2 separate regions of the Homo sapiens genome follow, and region 1 is linked to region 2. A link is a loop called in an ENCODE intact Hi-C map of the cell type or tissue named here. Cell type or tissue: MCF 10A. All regions are shown on one strand. Links, peaks and the distances in the headings refer to the core of each region. The heading gives the core; the rest is flanking DNA. Region 1 holds the start of DEFB123 (defensin beta 123). Region 2 has its middle 5.0 kb from the start of DEFB116.

The links. A loop is a pair of places that touch in the nucleus more often than their neighbours do. Peaks named below come from ENCODE experiments on the same cell type or tissue, not always from the same donor. Only the 100,000 strongest peaks of a DNase experiment are listed, where the experiment ranks them.
Region 1: it touches region 2 in a loop (5-fold over the local background); 2 of 110 quality-filtered maps call a loop at or near these places.

Annotation. Positions count from the first base shown.
Region 1 is chr20:31,438,950-31,441,865 of GRCh38, forward strand. DEFB123 (defensin beta 123) reads left to right here and starts at 1,683. Exons shown (of 2, transcript NM_153324.4): 1 at 1,683-1,807. The coding sequence starts at 1,750. In MCF 10A, for the core only: a CTCF peak has its summit at 1,589; no DNase peak of the experiment used is centred there.
Region 2 is chr20:31,312,159-31,315,074 of GRCh38, forward strand. No RefSeq gene overlaps it. Among named protein-coding and RNA genes, the nearest start is that of DEFB116, 5.0 kb to the left of the region's middle. In MCF 10A, for the core only: a CTCF peak has its summit at 1,335; a DNase peak (open chromatin) is centred at 1,383.

The DNA.
Region 1 (2,916 bases), core at 104-2,603, 130 kb after region 2:
GAGACTTGGGGGCTGATAAGGGCAGGCTAGAGAATCCTTATCTGAAAACCCAATTACCTTGCCCTGTTTTGGTGTTGAAAACCTGGATTGCTGCATTCTTTTACTTTCTGTGTCTTTTATATAGAAAACCATATAATATGATGGATATATTGATCCCTACTGCACATCTGCCCCAAATCCTTAATTGAAGAGATTGAGACCCAGAAAAAAAAAAAAAGTAATTCTTCCAAGGTCACATAGAAAGCTAGTAGCAGTGTCAGGACTAGTTACCCAATATTTTCAACTCTGCTGTCACTCTCAATACAAAAATCCTCCATATATCCTGGCATTTCAGGCAGTGGGAAAATCTCTTCTTTTAGGGAGAAAAGAATCCAACAGATACATTATTTCTCCAGGCCTGGGCAACAGAGCAAGACCCTGTATCCAAAACAACAACAAAAACAAAAAGATAAAAAATAGTTTTTAAAATTAAGAAAAAAAAAGAAATGAAATGAGCCTCCTTACCAAAAATGAACAGCACAGGAAAGGTGGACTTCCAGGCTTTCCACTGAGTCCCTTCCTAGCCAGTGTCTCTTCTTCTCTTCATTGTAAGGGTTTTAGAAAGAATTATTTACACTTGCTGACCTCACTGTTTCACTTACCTTTCAGTTTTCAACCCCATTGACTGTTTTCTGCCCCTACAGAAATGGCTTTCACTGTTGTTGTTGTTGTTGTTGTTTTTCCCTTGTAATCCCTCTGTATGCTATTATACCCTTGACATCTGTTTCAAGCAGGGTCCAGTCAGAGAAACAGTAACTACAGGATGCAGCTACCACCCGAGGGCTGAGGGAACTAAAGGAAAGAGATGCCTTTTCTTTTCTTTTCTGAGACAGAGTCTTGCTCTGTCGCCCAGTCGGGAGTGCAGTGGCGCGATCTCGGCTCACCACAGCCTCCCCAGGTTCAAGCGATTATCTTGCCTCAGCCTCCCAAGTAGCTGGGATTATAGGCATGCACCACCACACCTGGCTACTTTTTGTATTTGTAGTAGAGATGGGGTTTCACCATGTTGGCCAGGCTGGTCTCGAACTCCTGACCTCAAGTGATCCACCCACCTTGGCCTCCCAAACTGCTGGGATTACAGGCGTGAGCCACCGTGCCCGGCCAAGAATGAGTTTTCAAAACCCGAGTTCAGAAGAAGGATTCTGAGTGGTTGGTTCTCAGATCTCTGAGGAAGCGGAAGGATGACCCTAGGGGGAGGGCCACCGCATGTTAGAACCCAGCAGGGGGCTGTGACAGACAGGCTGGTGCTCGGAGCTTCATCTCTTTCTGCCGTTTTCCTCTCAGTTTTTGCTCTGGTTATGTCATATTTCTCATTTTCAACACCAACATGAGCCTTTGTACAGACATTCCTCCACCTGGAACCCCATTTCAGCTCATCTACCTGTTGCTTTGTATTTATTCTTCAAAACTCTGCCGTCTTCCCTGACCTTCCGGAGCCGGTGTTTGTGGCGCCTCCTGCTGGTCACTGGGTTCAGGCAGTTTGGAGCTGGGTGGAAGGAACGGGTAGTATATTAAGTCTTGGGCCCTGGACCTTGTTGGCTGTCCTCTCCCTGCTGACCTAAATGACAAAGGGAGGGGTGTCCAGTCAGAGTGTGAGGGCTGTACCCGTGGGCAGCTGAGGGAGTGCGAGCCACAGGCCAGGCACTCTCCTTCTCCCATTAGCTCAGCCGTGGCATCGGACTTGCAGCTTCATTTTGGGCTGCCTTAGCCATGAAGCTCCTTTTGCTGACTTTGACTGTGCTGCTGCTCTTATCCCAGCTGACTCCAGGTAACCTGAACCTCCTTAAGGAAGGGGCAGGGCTTAGAGACTAAGGCCTGGTCAGAGAATCCCAAGGGCTAGAAGGATGGGCTGCAGGTTGTCATCTAGCACCACGTATAGGAGGCAGGAGGCGCCTCACCAGCAGCAGGTGCCAGCTGATAGATGACAACTACAACATCCAGAGCTGCTCTCTCAGCGGCTCCATCCCTCCTCTTCCTGCCCAGCTCCAGGGAGCATGTGGGGGTGGCCTAGTGTGTGAGGAGGAGTGGGAGGGGTGAGCAAGAGAAGCAGGAAAGAGGAGAGGCAGGTATGGCCCTTTTGCAAAATAGTCCCCAGAATGAACGAAGCTTTGTGAAGATCACAGCTACCTTAATGGGAGAGAAAGCTCATTTGTACTTAGCTGTCTCTGTGCCAGACTCTGCGCTGGAAGCTAGGACCACGGAGATAAATGACATGGTGCCAGGGGAACTAACTGGAGGAGACAGTTAAATAGCATTTATAACCCAGGGTGACACGGCTGTGGCAGTGGGAAACCAGGGGGCTGGGTACACATGGTCCAGCCCAGGCTGAGGGAAAGGAGAGTCCTCCTGGAGGGATATCCTGAGTCCTAAAAAGTGAGTCGAAAATAGAAAAGGAAGGAGAGGGGAAAGCAGAAGGGTGTCCCAGGCAGAGAGGTCAGCCTATGCAAAGGTTGGATGCGGGAGAGAGCATGGGAGTGTCGGGGACCTGCATAACATGGAGGGGTGGGTTAGGAGAGAGGCGGGGGTAAAGCTGAGGAAGCATTCAAGCTCCAGGTCTCAGTGGGCCTCAAATGCCAGGTGAGGGACCCATGGGAAGGTTTAAACAGAGAAAGACCCTGGTCAGACCTACCACCCACCAATTCCAGCATGAGCCACCTATCCCTTCCTGCTCATCTGGCAGAAGTTTCCACCCACCCTAAGGCTGTCGGCTAACCTTTCTACAGAGTCAGAAACGTGTGAATTTCCTAAACAAGCTGACCTCCGTCCTTGTGTCTTCCTGAGGCCCTAAAACACCACTCACCTGGAGTAGGGAGGAAAGCCCAGACCCCGGGTTAAAACCTGCCCCATCATTTTCTGACTCTGTGAGCCCCAACAAGA
Region 2 (2,916 bases), core at 185-2,684:
AACATTAATGAGAACAAAATATCACACATAAATGGACTGTTGATTTGTTAGAGTCATTGCAATTTCCCCAACAGATTTATGTTCATTGTAGAACTCATAGATAAGATGAATTATCTAAATAAATTTGCATGAAAATAGCTACTAAGATTTGGACTGAGGAAATTGAAGTCCCATCACATCTATGGGGAGTCCTATTCATGGTTTCAGTAATATGAGACTCCCCCCAAGTTAGAAAATTAGACATCAAGGAAAGCTAAAAAGAGCACCACAGAAAATATGAGAATTACCCAATGAGATATTCCTGTACTGGTTTTTCATGCCATCCAACCAGCAATATCACTTAAACAAAAGGAATATACTGAAAATCTTGGAATCTTACCACTCCTGTAATAAGGTCAAATAATTCGGTAAATAATACGAGCATGTGCTGTCTGTCAGAAAATTTCTTTACAGGGAATACCTACAGTAAGCCAAGGAAGCCCACTCAGGCCAAAGTTCCCAGGACCCGGTGGCAAATGAATATTATAGAGCTTCGGTCATCACAAGCTAAGAAATACTCTTTAGTATGATGCCTGGATGGACAGAAGTATTTGCTTTGGCTCAAGGAAGTGCTCAAATAGTGATCAAGGCCTTACTAAATTATGACATCCCAGTCTTCGGAATTCCTGAACATAGAGAATCTGACATGGAAAATCATTCTCCCTGTGGCAAATCAGGGGCTCAGTAAAACCCTACAAATACCAATAATTTATACTTCCTATCATCCCCAGTTTTCTGGACAAATGGAACAAATGAAACTTACTCTAAGGAATTATTTGGCTAAACTATGCCAGGTGCAGTGGCTCACACCTGTAATCCCAGCACTTTGGGAGGCCGAGGTGGACAGATCACTTGAGCCCAAGAGTTTGAGACCAGCCTGGCCAACATGGCGAAACCCCGTCTCTACAAAAAATACAAAAATTAGCTGGGCATGGTGGAGAGCGCCTGTAATCCCAGCTACTTGGGAGGCTGAGGCAGGAGGATCGCTTGAACCCAGGAGGCAGAGGTTGTTGCAGTGAGCCAAGATCGCGCCACTGCACTCCAGCCTGGCCAGCAGAGGGAGACTCCGTCTCAAAAAAAAAAAAAAAAAGAAAGAAAGAAACGAGAAAAGAAAAAAGAAAAAAAAACCATTTGGCTAAATTAAATGAAGCCACTGGCTTACAGTGACTCAGAGCCTTAGTATTTGTTCTATGAAACTTAAGGTTAACTCCCTGTAGCAAGCATGATATTTCTCCTTTTGAGTTAATGTTTGGAAGCGCTATGTGTTTAGCAGTGAAGCCTAGCCTGTTACTTTATACGAAGGAAATCACAGAGTTTTCTCATTTCCCTAGGCTTATTACGCCATCGTGTGGCCAAAAGATGGAAGAATCCCCCTGAAACGGTATGTTGCTAATACAGACTAGGAGACAATCTACACTGAACTTACCCAATGGCAGGCTAGATTATCATAGTGCTGAGAAGGACACTACCAAGTGTTGCTGGTAACTCACATCACTATCACAGGAAGGAGCAACACACCTGGATACGTGCTTTACCTGTGAGAAAAGCATCAGTGACTGAATAGACTGTAACTCTACTATTAAAGTTACAGTCTCCAGAAAGTTTGACTCATCATTGTTTTGAGATCTGTCCATGTTGTGTGGAGATAGCAATTGTTCACTCATTTTTATTATGGCATAGTGTTCCATTACCATAACTAATTTATCCATACTACTGATCATAAGCATTGGGTTCTTTCTAGTTTGGGGTCATTATAAATAATGCTACTATGAACACTCTTGTTCGTAACTTTTTATGCACATATGTAGGCCTTTCTATTGGGGAAATTGAGAGGTCATAGATATGCATGTGATCAGCTTTTTAATCTGCTGTCAAATAGCTTCCCAAAGTGGTGTACCATTTTAATACACCCCCACTGATACTTGATATTGTTAATCTTCATTAAGTTTAGCTAATCTCTGTGTGTAATGATAGCTCATTACAGTTTTAATTTGTATTTCCTTAATGACCAGTGGAATTAAGAGCTTTTTCATATATTTATGGGTCATTCGGATGCTCTGTTCAACACTTTGGCTTTTTTGTTCTTGGAGTGCGTGTCTGAGTTTTTCTTAATGAATTGTAAAAATTCTTCATGTATTCAAGACACAAGATCTTTGTTGGTTATAGGTTTTGAAAATAGCTGTCACAATTTTGTGGCTTAACTTTTCTGCCTCTTAATGACATCTTTTGTTCAACAGATGTTCCTAATTTTAATGAAGTCTAATTTATCAATCTCTTTCTTTACAGTTGGTACATTCTGTGTCTTAAGAAATCTTTACTTACCCCAAGGTCTTAAACATACTTTCTTATGTTTGTTCTAAAAACTTTATTGTTTTATTATTATTATTATCTACATGGAACTGATTTTAGGTGTGAAGGAAAGATCAACTGATAACCATTTATTGAAAATACCATCCTTCTGCCATTACTCTACTGTTCTACTTTTCTCATGGAATCATACATGATTAGATCTCTTTCTAGACTCTATTTTGTTCCTTAGTTTCTTTATCTTTGCATCAGTAGTACATTTTACTAATTACTATGGCTTTATAATAAGTCTTAATATCCAGGAATGTAAATTCTCTAACTTTGTTCTTCACAATTATATTGGCTATTCTTTGCCCATTTATTTCTATCAATCTTTGAATTTGTTTATCGATTTCCACAATCTGTGGAACTAGCTCCTACTTTTTAGTCCTTGAATTTATTTCTTATTTTTTCCTAAAAACAAGGGCAGGCTCTCCCTCCACTGTTGTAATAAATATTTGCATTATTAATGAGAGTCCTTGGTTTTTTTTCCAATTTTTTTTTTTTTTTTTTTTTTTGAGATGGAGTCTC